2 separate regions of the Homo sapiens genome follow, and region 1 is linked to region 2. Evidence: read pairs that join two places in POLR2A ChIA-PET (ENCODE). Cell type or tissue: PC-9. All regions are shown on one strand. Each heading gives the region's core, and the rest is flanking DNA. Links, peaks and the distances in the headings are about the cores only.

Region 1 (9,799 bases), core at 489-8,488, 69 kb before region 2:
TGCTGGGATTACAGGCGTGAGCCACCACACCCGGCTGACAGCAGACATTCTACATGGCTAGAGAGTGGAGGGTCAAGTGGTACAAGATGAGCCCGGAGAGAGAGTGGCCAGGATAGCACGGGCTCCAGGAAATGCCTACTGCCAGTCAGGGTGCTTTTTAGTGAGATGTCCATTGGCTGGATAGGGGGATGCGGCTCCTGCCAGCGTCCTGGGTACACAACCCAGAATAATGCCCTCCAAGTGGCTCACTCCTGCTTCTGTCCTGTGAGTCCTGGACCATACTACATAGTTAGAACCACAAGAGTGTCCTATGTGAGCTATCCTGTCCTCCCAGGACCCCAGCCAAACCAGTGCTTTGCTTTCACTGACCACATAATAACTTATTTTGCAAATAGGCATCTGAGATTCAGAGCAGCCAAGGAACTTGACTGAAGTCATGGGGCACACCAGCGGAGAAGGGGGTTCAAGGCTGTCCAATGCCAAAGCTTTGGGCAACGTTAATCGGTGTCACACGCTACACAAACAGGCACTTTTCTGCAGGACTTTTCAGAATCTTTAATGTAACAGTGGATGAAAGGCTTATATAACATGGAGAGACGCATTTTCTCCTTTTGTCCCGAATGGACTCCTTTCATCCCCAGTGGATCTGCTGTCTCCAAGGAGCCTATTCTGGGGCCTGCTGTCTGAACTGTAGGGTCAGAGACAGGATTTTGGAGGCCTCCCTGCTCTATGCTCTTTGTATGTTGACTTTAGCACTGTCCTTTTTTGATTTTCCGATTGCATTTGGGAAGATTGGCTTTTAATTGGAGGTTTACATGAGCATGGGTGAAGGAGAATGGGGAAGCTAAGCTCCCCTGTCCTCCAGCCTTCACAAAAGACTTCTTCATTCCATGCATATTACCTAAGGCCTTGGATCACCTATGTTAATGTGTCTGTGGCTCAAGAAGGGACACTCCCAGATGAAAGAGCTGCTCTGGGTCACCAACGGTGCCAGCATGTTTCAGGAAGGCTTCCAGGAAGTGGTAGTGTTTTACTGTGAAGGAAAGGTGGGAAAAGAACAAAAGACAAGAGCAAAGGCATAAAGGAAGGAGCCACGGTTAAAGGAAGTGCAGGGATCATAGGGCCTGAGGCTTGGAAGAAGCCAAGAAAGGAAATCAGTACTGGTGGTAGAGGCCTTGTAGGCAATGAGGGATTTGGACTGGAATCTGGAGCTATCAGAACCATAGAAGGTACTTGAGACAGGGATGACTAAATCAAATTCACAAACAATTCTAGCCTGGATTCACTGCCAGCAGAAGGGATTCCAGGCATTTCTTCCTCCCTGTGAGCTCAATTCACTCCTGCTGCAATGTGCCAGCTCTGACACAGCCCATGCCACCTCCTGCCTTGGCCACCCTTCCCGCAGCCTCCTTGGCCTGGCATCTCTGTCATCTCTGCTTCCCTGCAAACTCCTGTGGACAACCTCACATTGTCCTCGCTGAGAACCTTGCACCAGGCTCTTTCCATTGTTCCTGTGCTCACTGCAGGCTCCTCAGCTAAGCCATCTGTGGCCACCACCTTTCTGCTCACCAGGGACTGTCCCCAGTGCCTTTAAAGAAGGGTGGTGCCTCTGGGGCACAAAGCAGTGGCTGGGGCATCAGGAAAATGCTGGCAGGTGCCCCCCTACTCCAGAGAACACAGGATGGCACTCTTTCCTTAGTGCAGTCTGCTCTCCATCCCAGCTTTCCTGGAGCCCATCCCTGGTTTTTGGGAAAGGGACACGTTCAGCCAAACCAGAGACTAACCCTCAGGGTTACCCAGACCAGGATACTGGATGCTCATTTCACTCCCAATAGGCAGATGCCAAAAGTTGCCTGGAGGAGAGTGTGGAGACAGAAGAAAGGGGCCTGACTGTCAGCATTAGACCACAATAATCTGCCGCCCCTACCCCATCCTTGGGACTGTGAGGGATCCAGATGGCTGGGCTAAGGCTGCTGTTATCTCTGCCTTCTGGGCCGGGCTGGGACAGGACTGGCTTCCTTCAGGGCTCTTACTGACACATCTTTTCTTTGATGGGCTAATTCTGTGATATGGTTGTCCTTGGCCTCAGAGTGGTGACTTTTCCTATCCCTGCTGGGATCCTGGGGATGGGGTCGCTGTGATCAGCCCATGACAAGCACTGCCCCCTCCAAATACCTAACATGCTGTAACATGCTCTTGGAATTCTGTCTCCCTTGGCTTCCATGAAGGGTCAAAAGCCTCAGAATCTTGTGAATCTGCTGTTTAACTCCCTGCTGGCATGTTAGGTATTTTTACAATTGTTCTGAAATCCCATTATCTCAGCCTTCTGAACAGGCTCAGTGTCTCGTGCTGACTGAATACGTGACTGGCCACCAATCCTCCCCTGCTGGCCTCACTCGGGGATGCCAGAGAGCCCTGGGCTGCGGGCTCCCTAAAGCCTGCTCCTCCGACTTCAACACAGTCTCTTTTCCTGAGGCCAGGGCCGTGGGAAAAGCACAGTGATCGCAAAAATAGAATGGAATGGTCTTGGCCACACTGGATAATTGTAAACACAGAATGATGTTTCAAAGAAAAACAAAAGTAAAAATTATAGAGTTGATGAGCTGGGAGGAGCTCAGTTAATTTTACTCATTCTCTGTAGCCAGCACTTCCCACAGGTGTAATTTTACACTTACCTGTGTTATTATTTGTTTAATTCATTCAACAAATATTTATTGAGCACCCACTATTCTAGATGCTTGCACTACATCCATTATCAAAGCAAAGACCCTGTCGTCCAGGGGCTTCCATTCCAGAGGATTGGTGGGGGAGGTAGAGGACAGCAAACAATTGACTCATAAATCTCAAAATGACAGAGCATGTAAAAGGGGATAAGTGTGGCCGGGCGCAGTGGCTCACACCTATAATCTCAGCACTTTGGGAGGCTGAGATGGGCGGATCATCAGATCAGGAGTTCGAGACCAGCCTGGCCAACATGGTGAAACCCCGTCTCTACTAAAAATACAAAAAAAAAAAAAAATAGGCATGGTGCCGCGTGCCTGTAATTCCAGCTACTCAGGGGGTCTGACACAGAAGAATCGCTTGAACCCGGGAGGCAGAGGTTGCAGTGAGCCGAGATTGCGCCACTGTATTCCAACCTGGGGCAACAGAGTGAGACTCCATCTAAAAATAATAATAATAATAATAATAATAATAATAATAATAATGTGTTAAGTGCTAGAGAAACAGAAGCCTAAGAACAAGTAAAGCATTGCTGGGGAGTCGGGAGGTTGTAGCTCTCAACTGAGTGAGCAGGGGCAACCTCTGTGGGGAGCATTCCAGAAGGAGCAACTAGCAGAGGCCTGTGGGAGGAACAGGCAGGAGCCAGGCAGCTGGAGCAGGGCAGAAGGGAGTAGGGGGAGAGCAGGGCAGAAGGGAGTAGGGGGAGAGCAGGGCAGAAGGGAGTAGGGGGAGAGCAGGGCAGAAGGGAGTAGGGGGAGAGGAGGTCGGGCGGGTACCAGCCTGGTCACTGGCTCACTGTAAGGCCTTGGACTTTTATGAGAATGAAACGGGAGTGCTGCAGGGAATGGGAATGGTGTCTTGCGAGAGCCCCGGGAGGGCAGGGTCTGCAACCCAATGCCTAGAACAGGGCATGGCACCTGGCAAGAACTCAAAAATTCCACTGGAATGAATGAACGAATGAATGAATCCAAGCAGGAGACTATGCCCACACCTCCCCAGAGAGATAGCACTGTAGGTACATTTGGAAGAATAGACTTCCAATCTGGTCCATGTATCTGAAACGGAGCTTCGTATCCTTATCAGCTGGGGAGTTTTCTAAATCCTCATACCCAGGCCCCTTCCCAAAACTCTTAATTATCAGGCTGGATGAAGGAGGGTCCTGAGAGGGGCCCACATGAGTATGTGATTCTCATGTGTGCCCCCTCCCTAGTGAGAAACATCAGTCTCGACATTCTCAGCTATTTCCAAATACTCAACACCTGGCATCGTATCCAGCCCCAGGGTACACATTTAATGAATGAACAAATGTTTGTTGACTGAATTCATGGACATTTAAACTCATGGACGGACAGAGCTAATTGACTGCCTTTTTTCAGTTTTCAACTCAGACGTCTGAGATTGCATAAATAAATAGCATTCCAGAGAGAATGGGAATGGGAAGCCTGAAGCCCGAAGCTGTTGTTATCACTGTCCTTCCACCCCCATCCCCCCAAAACATGCCATTACCTATTATCTGGGTCTCTTCTGCTTTTTTGACTTCTGCCCTGAACAAGGGGTAGCATAGGGGATTCAGGGATTCTGAAACCAACTCAATGTATTTCTGCAGAGCTCTGAGCCAGCAGGGCCTCTCCTCAGATGAGAGGGCTGCTGAGGAATGAGGCTCTACTACTAGACAGCCCAGTGCTCCTCCCCCAAAAAAGTATTCATGAGTCTGGAGAGCCAAGGAGTGGGGTGCCCAGAGGGACAGAGGGAGTCAGCCAGTTCACTTCCCTTTCCATGCAAGAAGGGCTCGCCCACATTCCAGGATCAGGGATGGAACTCTGCTGCAGGACATGCAGGGGCTTTGAGGACAGTCTGGTCCACCCCTTCCCTTCTCACTTTGCCTGGCCCAGCTGCCCCTCTGTGGAGCCTGGGGCTCCAGCTTAGGGTGCCTGGGTCTCACAGATTCCTGGCCTCTTGCTTGCAGGTGCCGGCTGCCAGAAAGTTTTGCATATAAACAGTAAAGAGCTCCTTATGATCTTGACATACTTGGAATAAGCACAGCCATTTTTTTTTTCTCTTCCCAGAATTCAATAAAGGCCAGAAATTCCACAGGGCATCTGACTCAACTCTATTTTCTCCTTTCTCTTGTTTCCCAGCCCCCTCTCCAACACCATAACCTTGAAAGGGCAGCCCCAGGATCGGGTGCTCTGTAGCTGGGCATGAGGGTACTGCTGCACCTGGTGCCCGGGAGTCCCCTGACCTCAGTGAGGCCAGGGCCCACTTGTACACCCCACTGAGGGGTCACCTGTACACCCCGCTGAGGAATCAACTTTGTACTCAGGAGAGTGGGAAATGAGCAGGTGAGGGCCTAGGACAAAAGTCAGGCTAGGGTTCAAATCTGCTCCTCCACTTATCTACTGTTGGCAAATGAGTTCCCCTCTCCGAGCCTCAGTTTTCTCATGCCTAAAAGAAGTGTGTCAACAGTTTCTTCCTCTTAGAGTGGATGTAAGGATTGAATGGGTAATGCACAGAGAGCACTTCATAAACGATAGCTATAACAATTGCATCTTCGTTAGTGCTGAGCACTTGTCCTATTCCAATTACTGTATAAGAATCCAGGATCCTGAACTAAATTAGATATGTGCCAGGCCCTCAGAGACCACCTCAGCAAGGAGACAGACAAGGAAACAGGAGGCTTTGGGAGTTGCATGATTAAATGCATGATTCAATTAAATGTGTGATTCAAGATAGAGAGGAAGGTGGGATTAACCCTTTACAAAGAGATCAAGACAGTTTCGCAGAGGAAAGGACCCCTAAAAACGCTATCAAGGTTGAATAGGAGTCCTTCAGATAAACAAGGGAGAAAGGACATCACAGTTAGAGGAGATAGAACACTGTAAGACTCAGAGGCCCAGCCATCAAGCTCAGTTTGGAAGTCCAGGGTTCAGGTATCTAAAATGGGAAGAGACAAGGGTAATGGGAAGCTGGAAAGATGGGCAGAGTCCATCCCGGAAGGCTTTTGAGGCCTCCCCAAGGAAAGACCTAAACTTTTCCGTAAGGTGACTGCCCTGTAGTGAAGGATGCAACTGTCAGGGTTTCCTGCTAGGCAGACCTCTCTGGCCATAGTGGGAAGAGGACAGGAGCACACTCTGGAAGAGACTGAGGCTGGGTCAGAGTTAGAAGATGGATGTAAGGGGATAGGACAGGCACCCCACCCTTCAGTCATTCCCCTGCTCCTTCCTGATCTATCAGGGACCACCCGAACCATTTCTTACATAGTATTTCTCTTTATGCTAGTTCATTTTTAAACCATTTTATGTTGCTTCTATTGTACCATTATAGCCACCACTTCATTTTTTCCCTAATATATGCATAAAAATGCCACACTCTTAAAAGAAAAGTGTGGGCAGCAGTGACTCATGCCTGTAATCCCATCACTTTGGGAGACTAAGCTAGGCAGATTGCTTGAGCTCAGGAGTTCGAAATCAGCCTGGGTAACATGGCAAGACAGCGTCTCTACAAAAAATAAAAAATTAGCCGGGGTAGTGGCATGGGCCTGTAGTCCCAGCTACTGGGAAGGCAGAGGCAGGAGGATGGCTTGAGCCCAGAAGGTTGAGACTGCAGTGAGTGGAGATTGTGCCACTGCACTCCAGCCTGGGGGACAGAGCAAGACTGTCTCACAAAAAGAAAAGAAGGGAAGGCTGGGTACAGTGACTCATGCCTGTAATCCCAGCACTTCAGGAGGATGAGGCAGGCCGATCACCCGAGGTCAGAAGTTCGAGACCAGCCTGGCGAACATGGTGAAACCCGGTCTCTACAAAAATACAAAAATTAGGCCAGGTGCAGTGGCTCACGCCTGTAATCCCAGCACTTTGGGAGGCCAAGTGGGGGGCAGATCATGAGGTCAGGAGTTCGAGACTAGCCTGGCCAATATGGTGAAACCCCATCTCTACTAAAAAATACAAAAATTAGCTGGGCATGGTGGTGCACTCCTGTAGTCCCAGCTACTCGCAAGGTTGAGGCGGGAGAATCGCTTGAACCCGGGAAGCAGAGGTTGCAGTGAGTCAAGATTGTGCTGTTGTACTCCAACCTGGGTGACAGAGCGATACTCCATCACAAAAAAAAAAAAGAGAGAGAAGAGAGGAGAGGAGAGGGGAGGGGAGGAAAAGGGAGGGGAAGGGAAGGGGAGGGGAAGGGAGGAAAGGGAGGGGAGGGGAAGGGAGGGAAGGGAAGGGGAGGGGAAGGGAGGGAAGAAAAGAATATGTCCATTTGCCATTGGTCACGTCTTTGCCCACCAGTGGCATGTGACTCAGGCCTGGGGAACCATGGATCTTGCTAGTGATAAGAGGGTCTGATTTGGGAGGGATTGGGAACATGTTGGTCAAAAGATACAACATGTTATACAAATAACATGTTGGTTATTCAGTTAGGAGGAATAACTTCAAGAGATCTATTGTACACTATGGTGACTACAATAAGAATGTTTTGTATACTTGAAAATTGCTGAGAATAGATTTTACACGTTTCCCCTCCGCCACCTCCCCCACAACACAATGATTAGTATAAGGTAAGGCATATGTTCATTAGCTCTACTTGGCCATTCCACGATGTATACATATTTCCAAACACAATGTTGTTTACCATAAATATATACGATTTGTATTTGTCAATACAAAAATAAAATTTTTTAAAAGAGAGCTTGAGTCAGGCCATGGAAGCAGAGACAGGAGCGGGCTCTGCTCAGTGTGGTATCTGCCAGGCAGGCTCCCTTACTCCTGCTTCTACCTTCAAGGCTCTTGTGACTTTGCTTGGGCTGGCAACGCACAGCACTGTGGCTGCTCTGAGAGTGAGGACCAGCCCAGCCTCCCCCTGCCAAGCCCACCCGGACTGTTTCATCATTAGCGCCCCTCCTCATCCACAGCTCCGCTTAGGGCAGAAACAGGCAAAGGCACCTTCCCTAAAGCAAAAGAGATTTCAGCAGACCCAAGGATGACTCAGCTGTGGGATCCTTTGTGGGCAACTGGATTGTGCAGTATTAGTGAAAATATGTAGAGAGAGAGAGGAGGAAGAAAGGAAGGCAAGAAGGGAGGAGATGCACAATCAGATTCATCTTCACAAGAATTTTGTAAAGCAGGAATTACTGTACCCATTTTACAGATGGAAAACCAATCGCATTTAAGCCACCTGTCAAGATCGTTTCTAGTAAGTAAGAAATAGATCTAAGCTACTAGTCCAGATCTGTCTGACTGTAAAGCTGCTGCTTTCTTTTCCAAGAATAAGGTCCCTAATCACACCACTGTAGCAGAGCAACTGTTATTTTTTAAAATCCCCTTCCAATCTTCTCTTGTTCAGGTGCCGTAAAGGTATGTATCTTCCTTTTGTTCGCTTAATATTATATCATAAACACTTGCAATATTGCTAAATAGTCTTTATTATTATAATAATCACTTTTACATAATATTCCACCCTGTGGACATGCGGTGACTCACTTAGTCATCACTAAATATTTAGGTGGTTTCACCGTCTCAGGATTGTAAATCCTCCCTGCCCCCACCCTTCCTCTGTCAGGCTCCCCTGACATGAATCAGGGCTCCCACTTGCCCCATGTCTGGAAGGTTATGTAGGTCACCGGGACCTGGTTATGCCTGCCATAGTGCAGCAAGGCATTCTAGAGTTTCTCAGAAGGCTGAAGCTGCTGAGAAAGTTAAGTCCTCTTCCTCTTCCTCTTCCTTCCCACTGCCAGGCTTGGCATGGACTCCCCTGCCACTGCCTTCACCCACCCGGGCCACAAAATTGCAGCTGGTGCAGACTGGAGATGCCAAAGGCTGGTTGAGGTGGGTTTGGGCTCTTGCAGCTGGTGAAGGCAGCCCCATGCCCAGACATCTCAGGAGCCAAAGGGCACCCAGGTGACCCCAAGGACTGGTCAGCAATGAGTCCAGCACTGGGATGGGAGCCGGATCCCTGAAAAGAGCCCACAGCCTTGCTTGGTCCCCATTTCCTTGAGAAGCCCCTTCCGGAGAGTTTTCTGTGTTTTGCCCCTCAGGGAACATGGCCACATCCCAAACTGGCTCCCCAGCAGCTCCAGGCTGGACTGTGGAAGCAGAAACCCTCCTGGCAGGCAAGCAGACACCACAACCGCCTAAGGTGAATGGCCCAACAGCACATTTTCAGGATACTTCTCTGTTTTATCTGTTTGCAAAGCAGATATTTGGGGAGGTTGGGCTCAGAATTGCTTCATGGCTTTGCCAGTCCCATGGGAAATGGTTCGCATTCTTAGCATAGTTGGAGGGCTGTGAAGCAAGAGAGGACTGCTCCGAGGCCTCTCTGGGACCAAGGAAGATGAGCCACTACCTCGGCATCCTCTCTCCTTGGATGGGTTCTGGTGTGGGAGACACTGAATGTTCTTTCCAAGAGGGCGGAGTGGTGGGATCTCTAGAGGGGCTCTGTGGAGAGAGTCATCACATTACTTATGTAAGCCCAGGGCTGCGAGTGCTTTCAAGGGTCATGTTATACCAGCTCCTGCCCGGAGAAACACACACTCAGTGCCAGCAGAAATGGGCTTCTTCAGAGGCCCAGAAAGCATTGATGACAGTAGTTTTCTCTAGCCAGTGGTTTTCCATTTCTTCTGGGTACATTGCTGTTTGTATTTTTTAAATAAAGAATATGTATCATTTAAAAGCAAAATCCCTAAAGGTGTTTTTGAATTAATAACTAAATGAAAAGGCCTCAAGAGCCAGGGCATTTTATCTCCTGCCTTGACAGTAAACCCCCGAGTGGAGCAATCTTTCTTGCCAGAAAATCATGTCAACCCTTCGTCCTCTTTCCTGCAGCCGATCGAATGCCTGCTGCACTGCTGAAGAGGAAACAGAGTCGTGGCCTCCGGGAGGGGGCTCAAACCTGTGACTGGTGCATGTTCGCCATTAGACACACTGGCTGGTGACCAGCAGCCCCACCTACAGAATTCCCTGGAATGAGGAATGGCATTCCTGAGACCACTCAGCAGAGACTACCTCAAAAGGCGCTGCTCAATGCCAGGAAATGCAGCGAGAGAAAATCCCCTTCCGGTGCCACCTCTGTGGCCAGCACACAGGTCCCC
Region 2 (9,799 bases), core at 920-8,919:
AAAAAGTGAATTAGTCACTGAGATTTTAGCCAATGTGCCCAGGAGGTGGGGGTTGGTGTATGAGGGGCCAAGCTTTCTAACTGGCCTTTCCTTCTTTCCTTTCCCCTTCATGGAGGCAGAGCTTTTGACTGACATGCCTGCAGGTGAAAGTGGGGGTAGAGATTGGTGTGCCTGGGCTGAACTTTCAGTAGGTAGGGCCAGAAGTTTGTTTACCTATGGAAGGATCAAGCAAATAAGCCGATCCATTGAGGATAATGGGAGCCCGGTTTTTGAGTTACAAATAGGAAATGAGGAAGGAATTGTGTGGCACTGGAATCAGAAGTACTGATGTGAACTCATGGATGTTACAGATGTATGTATGTATATGTGTACATACATACACAGACATATACATACATAAATACATTTGTTTCCCTGCTTTGTCTCCTGAAAGGACCTGCAAACAATATACAATGAGCACACCTAGTTCCCAAATCTTGGTTTCTAAAGACCATTCTCTATGAAAAGGAACTAGGGCTGCTAAGAAAAAATGACTCCAGGGCTGGGGCAGAAAAGTGCAAGAGGAGATAAAAATATTTTGTTTTCCTAAAAAGTAAGAAAATGCTCAGTGAATGCTAGAGACATATCAAAAGGACCCAAGAATCAGCTGCAAGGGGACCCACTGGCCAAATCTGAGACAATTCAAACATAAAAATATATATAATGATAGTAATGGATTACAATCCACCAAATAAAATAATCCATGAATTCAGTTGATATAAATATATCAATAAATGGAAGAAAACGGAAAGTTCTCCCTTATGGTTAAATGCCAACTAAATATGGAAGAAATCAGAAAGTTAAAAAATCATCAGTAGGTAATCAAACTAGTAGATAAAAGTTTGGTGAGGAACAGGAGATTTATATAATCTCAAAGTATCTCCCCCCAAATTTCTTGTTAATTACAAGGGAAAATAACTTTACAGTGAGGAAATGTATCGGAGAACACCTTAAACAAGTATTTAAAGTTAACATCACAGTAACGGGCCAAGCCAATAACGCATGATTCACTGAGAAGAAAATAGCAATTCTACAATATTCCTGCCAAAATGTATAACCTGAATCTAATCACAAGGAAACATGAGGTAACACGGATTGAGCAACATTCTATACAATAACTGGTCAAGGGCAAGAAATTCAAGCAAAAGAAAGGCTAAGAAACTCTTTCAGATTAAAGGCGACTAAAAAGATATGACAAATAAATGCAATTTATGATCCTGGATTGGATCTTGGACCAGGAAAAAAACAGCTATAAAAACTTTATTGGGACAATTAATGAAATCTGAATGTGAACTGTGGATTAGAAAACAGTATTATATCAATGTTAACTGTCTTAATTTTGATAATGGCACTAGGGTTATAAAAGAGAATGTCCTTGTTCTTATGAAATACACAATGAAGTATTTAGGCTTGATGTATGCAACCTATTCTCAAACAGTTCAGAGTAATGTCTTCCTTCCTTCCTCCCTCCCTCCCTCCCTTCCTTCCTTCCTTCCCTCCCTCCCTCTCTCTTTCTTTCTCGCTCTCTCTTTCTTTCTTCCTTTCTTTCTCTCCTTGATTTTACAAATGAAACTGAGAATTTCCTGGAATTTCTGAAAGACACCAGTTCCGGAAATCTCAATAACTCCACTTTCATACATGCCAGAGAAACTGTAGACATCAGTTTAAAAAACCTTTTAAAAACCCATAAGGAGGCCAGGCATGGTGGCTCACGCCTGTAATCCCAGCACTTTGGGAGGCTGAGGTGGGCGGATCACTTGAGGTCACAAGTTTGAGACCAGGCTGGCCAACATGGAGAAACCCCATCTCTACTTAAAATACAAAAAATTAGTTGGGCATGGTGGTGGGTGCCTGTAATCCCAGCTACTAGGGAGGCTGAGCCAGGAGAATCACTTGAACCCAGGAGGTGGAGGCTGCAGTGAGCCGAGATCGTCCCACTGCACTCCAGCCTGGTGACAGAGCAAGACTCTGTCTCAAAAAAAAAGAAAAAAAAAAAAACAAGAGGCAGATAATGTATCAAGGTGATCAAAGTGGCAGTTAGAGTTACAATTAATTTTTCAGAAGGAATAATGGAAACCAGAAGACAGTGAAATATCATCTATGTTCTAGCAACTCTGAATTCTGTAATGAGCAAAACTATTTTTCCTTTAGAATAAGATAAGGCATTTCTACTCAAATAAAAGCAGAGAGATTTTACCACAAAAGATCACCATAAAGGAAAATTTAAAAGATGAACTTCAGGCAAAAGGTAAATGATTCCAGTTGGAAGTTCTGAGATACGAAAAGGAATGGTTGTAAGTGTAACTAAGCAAGCACTGACAAAATCAAGTAACAATAGTAGCATTAAACTTTTGTGCATGTAGGCATAGGCTAGAACTAAAATTGTTGACAATAAGAGCAAATGAGTGGGGGTGGGGGTGATCATAAAGTGTTTTAATGTTCTCACGTTCTTCAGGAGAAGGGTAAATATATGGATTAAATTTAGACCTGGTTAAGTATGAGTTTAATATAACCAGAACAATCATTAAAAGAACAGCCATAAAGCATACGACTTCCAAAAAAAGTAGAGACAAAAAAGTAAAATGAGAAGGAAAATCAATCCAAAAGAAGGCAAAAATTGGTTGGGGGCATGGGAGGAGAATAGCATAAGAAAGAAAATAGAAAATTTGTAATGAAATAGTTGAAATAAATCCAAATATACCTGTAGCTCCAGTAATGTAGTGAACTAAATTCTCAAGTTAAAGACAAATATTGTCATATGTAATAAAACAAAATCCACACTTAACACATTGGGACACAGAAATGTTGAAGCTGACAGGATGTAAAATGATATACAGGCAAATGCTAACAAGAAGAAAGCTGGCAAGCTGGTATGGCTTTATTAATTTTAGACAAAATAGACTCTAGGCAAAAAGCATCAATGGAGATAAAATGAGTCATACATAAGAATAAACAGCTCAAAATTTCCAGAAGACATATCACTTTAAAATTTCCATGTCACTAATAATATAGTTCCAAAATACATAAAGCTCAAACTGACGGAACTACAGGAAGAAACAGATAAATCTATTATCTTAAGGAGAAATTTGCATACAGTTGTCACAGTAAGAGATCAGGCAAAAACAGAAGAGTAAAAAGAAGGAACATTTGATCAACACAATAAAAAGGTTGAGGGGTTGAAGTAATGCACATTACACAGAACTTCGCTCTCAACTATTGTAGAGCATATATACTTTTCACATGAAACATTTATGAGAATTAAACGACATGCTACACCATTAATCTAGCTTTAACAAATTTCTTTTTTTTTTTTTTTTTTTTTTTTTTTTTTTTTTGAGACGGAGTCTCACTCTGTCGCCCACGCTGGAGTGCGGTGGCGCGATCTCCGCTCACTGCAAGTTCCGCCTCCCGGGTTCACGCCATTCTCCTGCCTCAGCCTCCTGAGTAGCTGGGACTACAGGCGCCCGCCACTACGCCCGGCTAATTTTTTTGTTTTGTTTGTTTTGTTTTGTTTTGTTTTTGAGATGGAGTCTCGCACTGTTGCCCAGGCTGGAGTGCAGTGGCAGGATCTCGGCTCACTGCAAGCTCCGCCTCCTGGGTTCACGCCATTCTCCTGCCTCAGCCTCCCGAGAAGCTGGGACTACAGGCGCCCACGACCACGCCTGGCTAATTTTTTTGTATTTTTAGTAGAGACGGGGTTTCACTGTGTTAGCCAGGATGGTCTTGATCTCCTGACCTCGTGATCTGCCCGCCTCGCCTCCCAAAGTGCTGGGATTACAGGCGTGAGCCACCATGCCCGGCCAACTTTCTAAAGATTGATATCTGAGCCCAAAGCTAGTATCTGTGAAGCTTTTAGAATTTTTTTTTTTTTTAAGACGGAGTCTTGGTCTGTCACCCAGGCTGGAGTGTACTGGCATGATCTCGGCTCACTGCAACCTCTGCCTCCTGGGTTCAAGCGATTCTCCTGCCTCAGCCTCCCGAGTAGCTGGGATTACAGATGCCCACCATCACGCCTGGCTAATTTTTGTATTTTTAATAAAGACGGGTTTTCACCATGTTGGCCAGGTTGGTTTCAAACTCCTGACCTCAGGTGATCCGCCCGCCTCGGCCTCCCAAAGTGCTGGGATTACAGGCATGAGCCACCATGCCCAGCCTTAGAATTTGACCTAGAGACAAAAACAGAACTACCATGTCTCAGAGCTGTGGAAAGTTCAGTAGTTTCAACTAAAGAATTCCTAGAAAGGTGTACTGATCTGTTCTAAAATGAATTGTGATAGTGGTTGCACAGCTCTATAAGTATACTAAAACTCATAGAATTGTTAACTTTAGGTGAATTGTGGCATGCAAATTATATATCAATTAAGTTTACGTATGTATCAACTTGAGAAGCTAGAAAACTATGGAAACCTGTCTGTTTCTATGAGGAATTTTAAAAACTTTCAGAAAGAAAATATGAGCTAATGAAGCTAAAGTATTTGGGGGAAAAAAAGAAGTCTGACTTCCAATGCCTCAAAGAAAACATTAGACTTAAGAGTACTGAACACTTACTATAGAAACCAGGAGACATGACGAAGTGACATACTGCACTCAGTGAATTAATCATGTAATAGCTGAAATCCTAAAGGCTTAGAAGAAGAGAATGAAATTGAAATATGGACTAATTGTATTCCACAATTAGAAGAACTGGAGGATCCCCAGAGTAAAAAAAATTAACAACTCAAAGATGATGGACAAACAAACAAACTCCATTAACTCTAACAGAAAGTGATTAGAAACCATTTCCAATGCTAACTGAATAATGAGATGTCAGCTAGGTACAAGAGGAAGAACAATTGAAAAGTTGCAATATGAACCTCTTTGCTATATTCACCAGAAAGTTATAATGAAAAGTGTAATGGACTGAATTGTGTCCCTCCATAATTCATTTGTTGAAGCTCTAACCCCCAATGTGACTATGTGCTTGGAGGCAGAGCTTTTTAGGGGAGTGATTAAGGTTAAATAAGATCAGAATAGTGGGGGCCCTAATCCAATTGAACTTCTATTCTTAAAAGAAAAGGAAGCGACACCAGAGATTTCTCTTTTTCTGTGGGGACACAGAGTAGAGGTCATGTGAGGGCAGAGCAAGAAGGTGGCTGTCTACAAGCCAGGAAGAGAGGCCTCACCAGAAACCCATCTTGGCAGCACCTTGATCTTGGACTTCTAGCCTCCAGAACTGTGAGAAAATAAATTTCTGTTGTTTAAGTCAGCTAGTCTATAGTCTTCTGTTACGGCAGCCTGAGCTGACTAACACAGAAAGCAAATACAGAAGCTTCTGATTAAAGATAGTAGAGCAAGAACATGCATTAATCTACAATCACTTCTAAAATCCCTTTAAAACCACCATTAAGAGATTTTTTAAAGGCATAAACAAACAAGGACAAAAAATATGGCAGAGGAGACAATAGCAGGAAGATGTTCAAAGCTGGAAAGCAGGACATGTAGTAACTTATTTTGCTGATCTGAGAAAGAGGAATTCTAAGGCAGAAATAGGGAAAGCAGAGAATCCATCCAAAAGACTCAGGAATTGGTGGAACCAGTTAACTTTGCAAGTGAAAATGAAGATGGTATTGAAAATAAGAGAGTTGTTTAAATAGATTAAAGAGCTAAAAGGTTGTTAAACCTCCAGATACCTTCCTGCTATAGTTTGCATGTTTGTCCCCTACAAACCTCATGTTGAAATTTGACTCCTGATGTTGCAAGGTTGGGTAGTGGCACCTGGTGAGAGGCATTTGGGTCATGGGGGCAGATCCCTCATGAATAGATTGATGCCCTCCCTGGGGGTGAATTCTTTCTCTGTTAGTTCTTTCAAGTTCTGGTTGCTAAAAAGAGTCTGGCACCTACCCCCACTTGCTTCCTCTCTTGCCATGTGACCCTTTTGCACATGCTGGCTCCTCTTCTACTTTCCACTGTTGAAACGACTTCAGGTCCTCACCAGATGCAGATGCCCAATCTTGAACTTTCCAGCCACCAGAATAATGAGCCAAATAAACCTCTTTTCTTCGTAAACTATCCAGTCTCAGATATTCTGTTACAGCAACACTAAATGGACTAAGACACCTCCCCAACTCAGCACAGCAAGATGTCTCACACCACCTCCCCAAATCTGGCAAAGTACTGGAGTTTTAAATATTGGAGAGGATAAAACTAAGGGTTAAGTTGAAGGCAAGAGTACCATATTAAAAATAGGAAGATTTTGAGATATTCTATCTACATATTGATTTTAGGATTATGGGTCCTTCTTTTCCCTTGGCTGCTGGAATGCTGTTAGTTGGGCCTGTACTCTTTGGTCAAGAGATGGGGAAAATATTCCGTGGGAAATTAGACCAGCCCAAAAGATACGTGGAAAGATATGGACATTGGGGATTCCTAAATAAGTGGCCAGATGAGCCACTGAGAATTTCATAGTCAACAGATTCCATCCATATCTATACAGTTTCCAATTCAATTTTTAGTGCTCCTCTCTTCAATGAGCAACCAGGCAAGGATGATTTCAGGAACTGGTCTAACAATAAAGACTAAGATTAAAAACAAACAAAAGAAAACGGAAAAATTAAAACTATACAGAGAAATAAAACTTTTTCAAAAGTTTTTAAGAAGTGTTTTAAAAATATATTATTACTATCAGAGCTGTAAGAGAAGATAATTATTATGAAGCAAGAATATACCATTAGGCCTGGCGCAGTGGCTTACGCGTGTAATTCCCGCACTTTGGGAAGCCGAGGCGAGTGGATCACGAGGTCAAGAGATCAAGACCATCCCGGCCAACATGGTGAAACCCCGTCTCTACTAATACAAAAATTAGCCGGGCATGGTGGCGGGCGCCTGTTGTCCCAGCTACTTGGGAGGCTGAGGCAGGAGAATCAATTGAACCTGGGAGGTGGAGGTTGCAGTGAGCTGAGATTGTGCCACTGTACTCCAGCCTGGTGACAGAGCGAGATTCCATCTCAAAAAAAAAAAAAAAAAAAAAAATATATATATATATATATATATATATATATATATATATATACACATACACACCATTAAAAAGGACATTTAAGAGAACAAACAAGCTCTGGGAAATGAAAAATTCGAGCAGAGTTATAAGATAAAATTAAAGAAATTAGTTAGAAAGATTAGCAAAGAGATGCTTTAACAGCCAGAATATAGGAATTTTAGAAAGAAGATGGAAAACAGAGTGGGGATATCATCAAGGACATAATTCAAGAAAACATCCCAGAACTGAATAGCCAGTGTTTGCAGATTCAAAGGATCCACAAAATACTCTAGACAACTGATTAAAATAGAAACACATCAAGGTACACATTAAAAACTTTCAGAATATCAGGAATAAAGTATTCCAAAATTTTCCAGAGGGCAGAGGGCAAGGGGAGGAAAAGGAGAGTGGGAGAGAAGGTTTTATACAAAGGGTCAAGAATCATAATGGCATCTGACTTTCCAAAAGTTACACTGAAAGGCAGAAGACGATGTAAAAATACCTTTGAAATTCTAAGGAAATGTTATTTTTAACATACAATTCTATGCTTAGTCAGTATTATGAATAAAGTGTTTATAAAGATGTTTGGAATAAAGACTTTCAAATATGCAAACTCTCAAAATACTTATCTTCCATGTATACTTTCTTAGGGAAGTGCTGGAAGAAGTGCCCACTATATAAAGAAGGCAAATCAAGAAAAAGGACGCTATCCAGGAAACAGGGAATCTAAAAAGAGTTACACAGGGAGGTCCCTGCATGATGGAACATTGCAAGATGATGACTTTACAGCATCTAGGGAATAATTAATCCAAATGTCCAAGATGATGAAACTGATGGATCAGCTGATGTGTTTGAATACATTGAGAGAAGTTTTAAACAACCGAGGGATGAGTTTGGGCATGAATTATTGATGAATACGTAGAAACCTAAGCAAGTGAACTACATGCTAACTTTAGTGGGGAAAAGGGCTGTGCAAGAAAGGAAAAATTATTGTCACATGGCTAAGCTATGAATAGCATTTACACAGTCATAACTATATAAACAGTGTTTATGGTATGATGGTAGTAAGAACAGGCAGTTATATGTGTGTGGTATTTTGGAGGGTATAAAAGAGAGCAAAATATACATAGTTTTCTGAAGGAGCAAATCATTTTAATACATAATGCCCAAAATAGAAAAACCAACAGGTCGGTCATATAAACATATTATTTCAAGTGATAGAAGTCAATAAACAGCTAAAGGGGTTTAAAGCAGCTGCCAGGTGAGAATGGAGAACAAGTGGTAATGTTGTTTCTTGGTAATATGCCTTGTGGAATGGTGGCTCACACCTGTAATCCAAGCACTTTGGGAGGCCGAGGCAGGCATATCACCTGAGGTCAGGAGTTTGAGACCAGCCTGACCAACATGGTGAAACCCCGTCTCTTGGGGGCCGGGCCCGGTGGCTCACGCCTGTAATCCCAGCACTTCGGGAGGCTGAGGCAGGCGGATAGAGAGTCAGGAGATAGAGATCATCGTGGCTAAAACGGTGAAACCCTGTCTCTACTAAAAATACAAAAAATTAGCCCAGCGTGTTGGCGGGCGCCTGTAGTCCCAGCTACTCGGGAGGCTGAGGCAGGAGAATGGCGTGAACCCGGGAGGCGAAGCTTGCAGTGAGCCGATATCGCGCCACTGCACTCCAGCCTGGGCAACAGAGCGGGACTCCATCTCAAAAAAAAAAAAAAGAAAAAGAAACCCCCAACTCTTCTAAAAAAGCTGGGCATGGTGATACATGCCTGTAATCCCAGCTACTTGGGAGGCTGAGGCATGAGAATCGCTTGAACCGGAGAGGCAGAGGTTGCAGTGAGCTGAGATCATACCATTGCACGCCAGCCTGGGCAACAAGAGCAAAACTCCATCTCAAAAAATAAATAAATAAATAAATAAACCAACAACAAAACAAACTATTTGACTCTTTAAACTATATTTGTATATAATTTTGTTAAAAATTAACAGGCCAGGCGCGGTGGCTCATGCCTGTAATCCCAGCACTTTGGGAGGCTGAGGCAGGTGGATCACAAGGTCAGGAGTTCAAGACCAGCCTGGCCAAGATGGTAAAACCCTGTCTCTACTAAAAATACAAAAATTAACCAGGCTTGGTGGCGGGCACCTGTAAACCTAGCTACTCAGCAGGGTGAGGCAGATAACTGCTTGAACCCAGGAGGCAGAGCTTGCAGTGAGCTGAGATGGCGCCACTGCACTCCAGCCTGGGCGATAGAGTCAGGCACTGCCTCAAAAACAAACAAACAAAAACACAAACAACAACAACAACAACAAAAAGCCCTAATTTTTTAAACAAAGAAAATGCCTGGGCCAGATGCGGTGGCTCACGCCTGTAATCCCAGCACTTTGGGAGGCCCAGGCAGGCGGATCACGAGGTCAGGAGATGGAGACCATCCTGGCTAACACGGTGAAACCCCGTCTCTACTAAAAATACAGAAAGTTAGCCGGGTGTGGTGGCAGGCACCTGTAGTCCCAGCTACTCAGGAGGCTGAGGCAGGAGAATGGCATGAATCCGGGAGGCGGAGCTTGCAGTAAGCCGAGATCGCGCCACTGCACTCCAGCCTGGGCGACAGAGTGAGACCGTCTCAAAAAAAAAAAAAAACAAAAACAAAAAACAAAAACAACAACAACAAAAAAGGAAAATGCCTGAAACGTATTATGACATAAAACAGAAACATTTAATGTTCTCTAAGCAGAAAGACATGA

Evidence for each region. Peaks named below come from ENCODE experiments on the same cell type or tissue, not always from the same donor. Only the 100,000 strongest peaks of a DNase experiment are listed, where the experiment ranks them.
Region 1: POLR2A ChIA-PET joins it to region 2 with 12 read pairs; 4 of 35 experiments call an interaction of 5 or more read pairs at or near these places.

Annotation. Positions count from the first base shown.
Region 1 is chr3:134,326,262-134,336,060 of GRCh38, reverse strand. It overlaps LOC105374118 (a long non-coding RNA gene), which reads left to right and starts at 7,367. Exons shown (of 2, transcript XR_924518.4): 1 at 7,367-8,847; 2 at 9,534-9,799. RefSeq lists enhancers at 886-1,736, 1,737-2,589, 4,669-5,234, 8,760-9,054, 8,840-9,134 and a silencer at 8,840-9,134. In PC-9, for the core only: no CTCF peak of the experiment used is centred there; DNase peaks (open chromatin) are centred at 950, 4,420, 7,710, 8,250 and 3 weaker places; H3K4me3 peaks cover 1,709 bases; H3K27ac peaks cover 8,000 bases.
Region 2 is chr3:134,257,252-134,267,050 of GRCh38, reverse strand. No RefSeq gene overlaps it. Among named protein-coding and RNA genes, the nearest start is that of RYK, 11 kb to the right of the region's middle. In PC-9, for the core only: no CTCF peak of the experiment used is centred there; a DNase peak (open chromatin) is centred at 5,830; H3K27ac peaks cover 573 bases.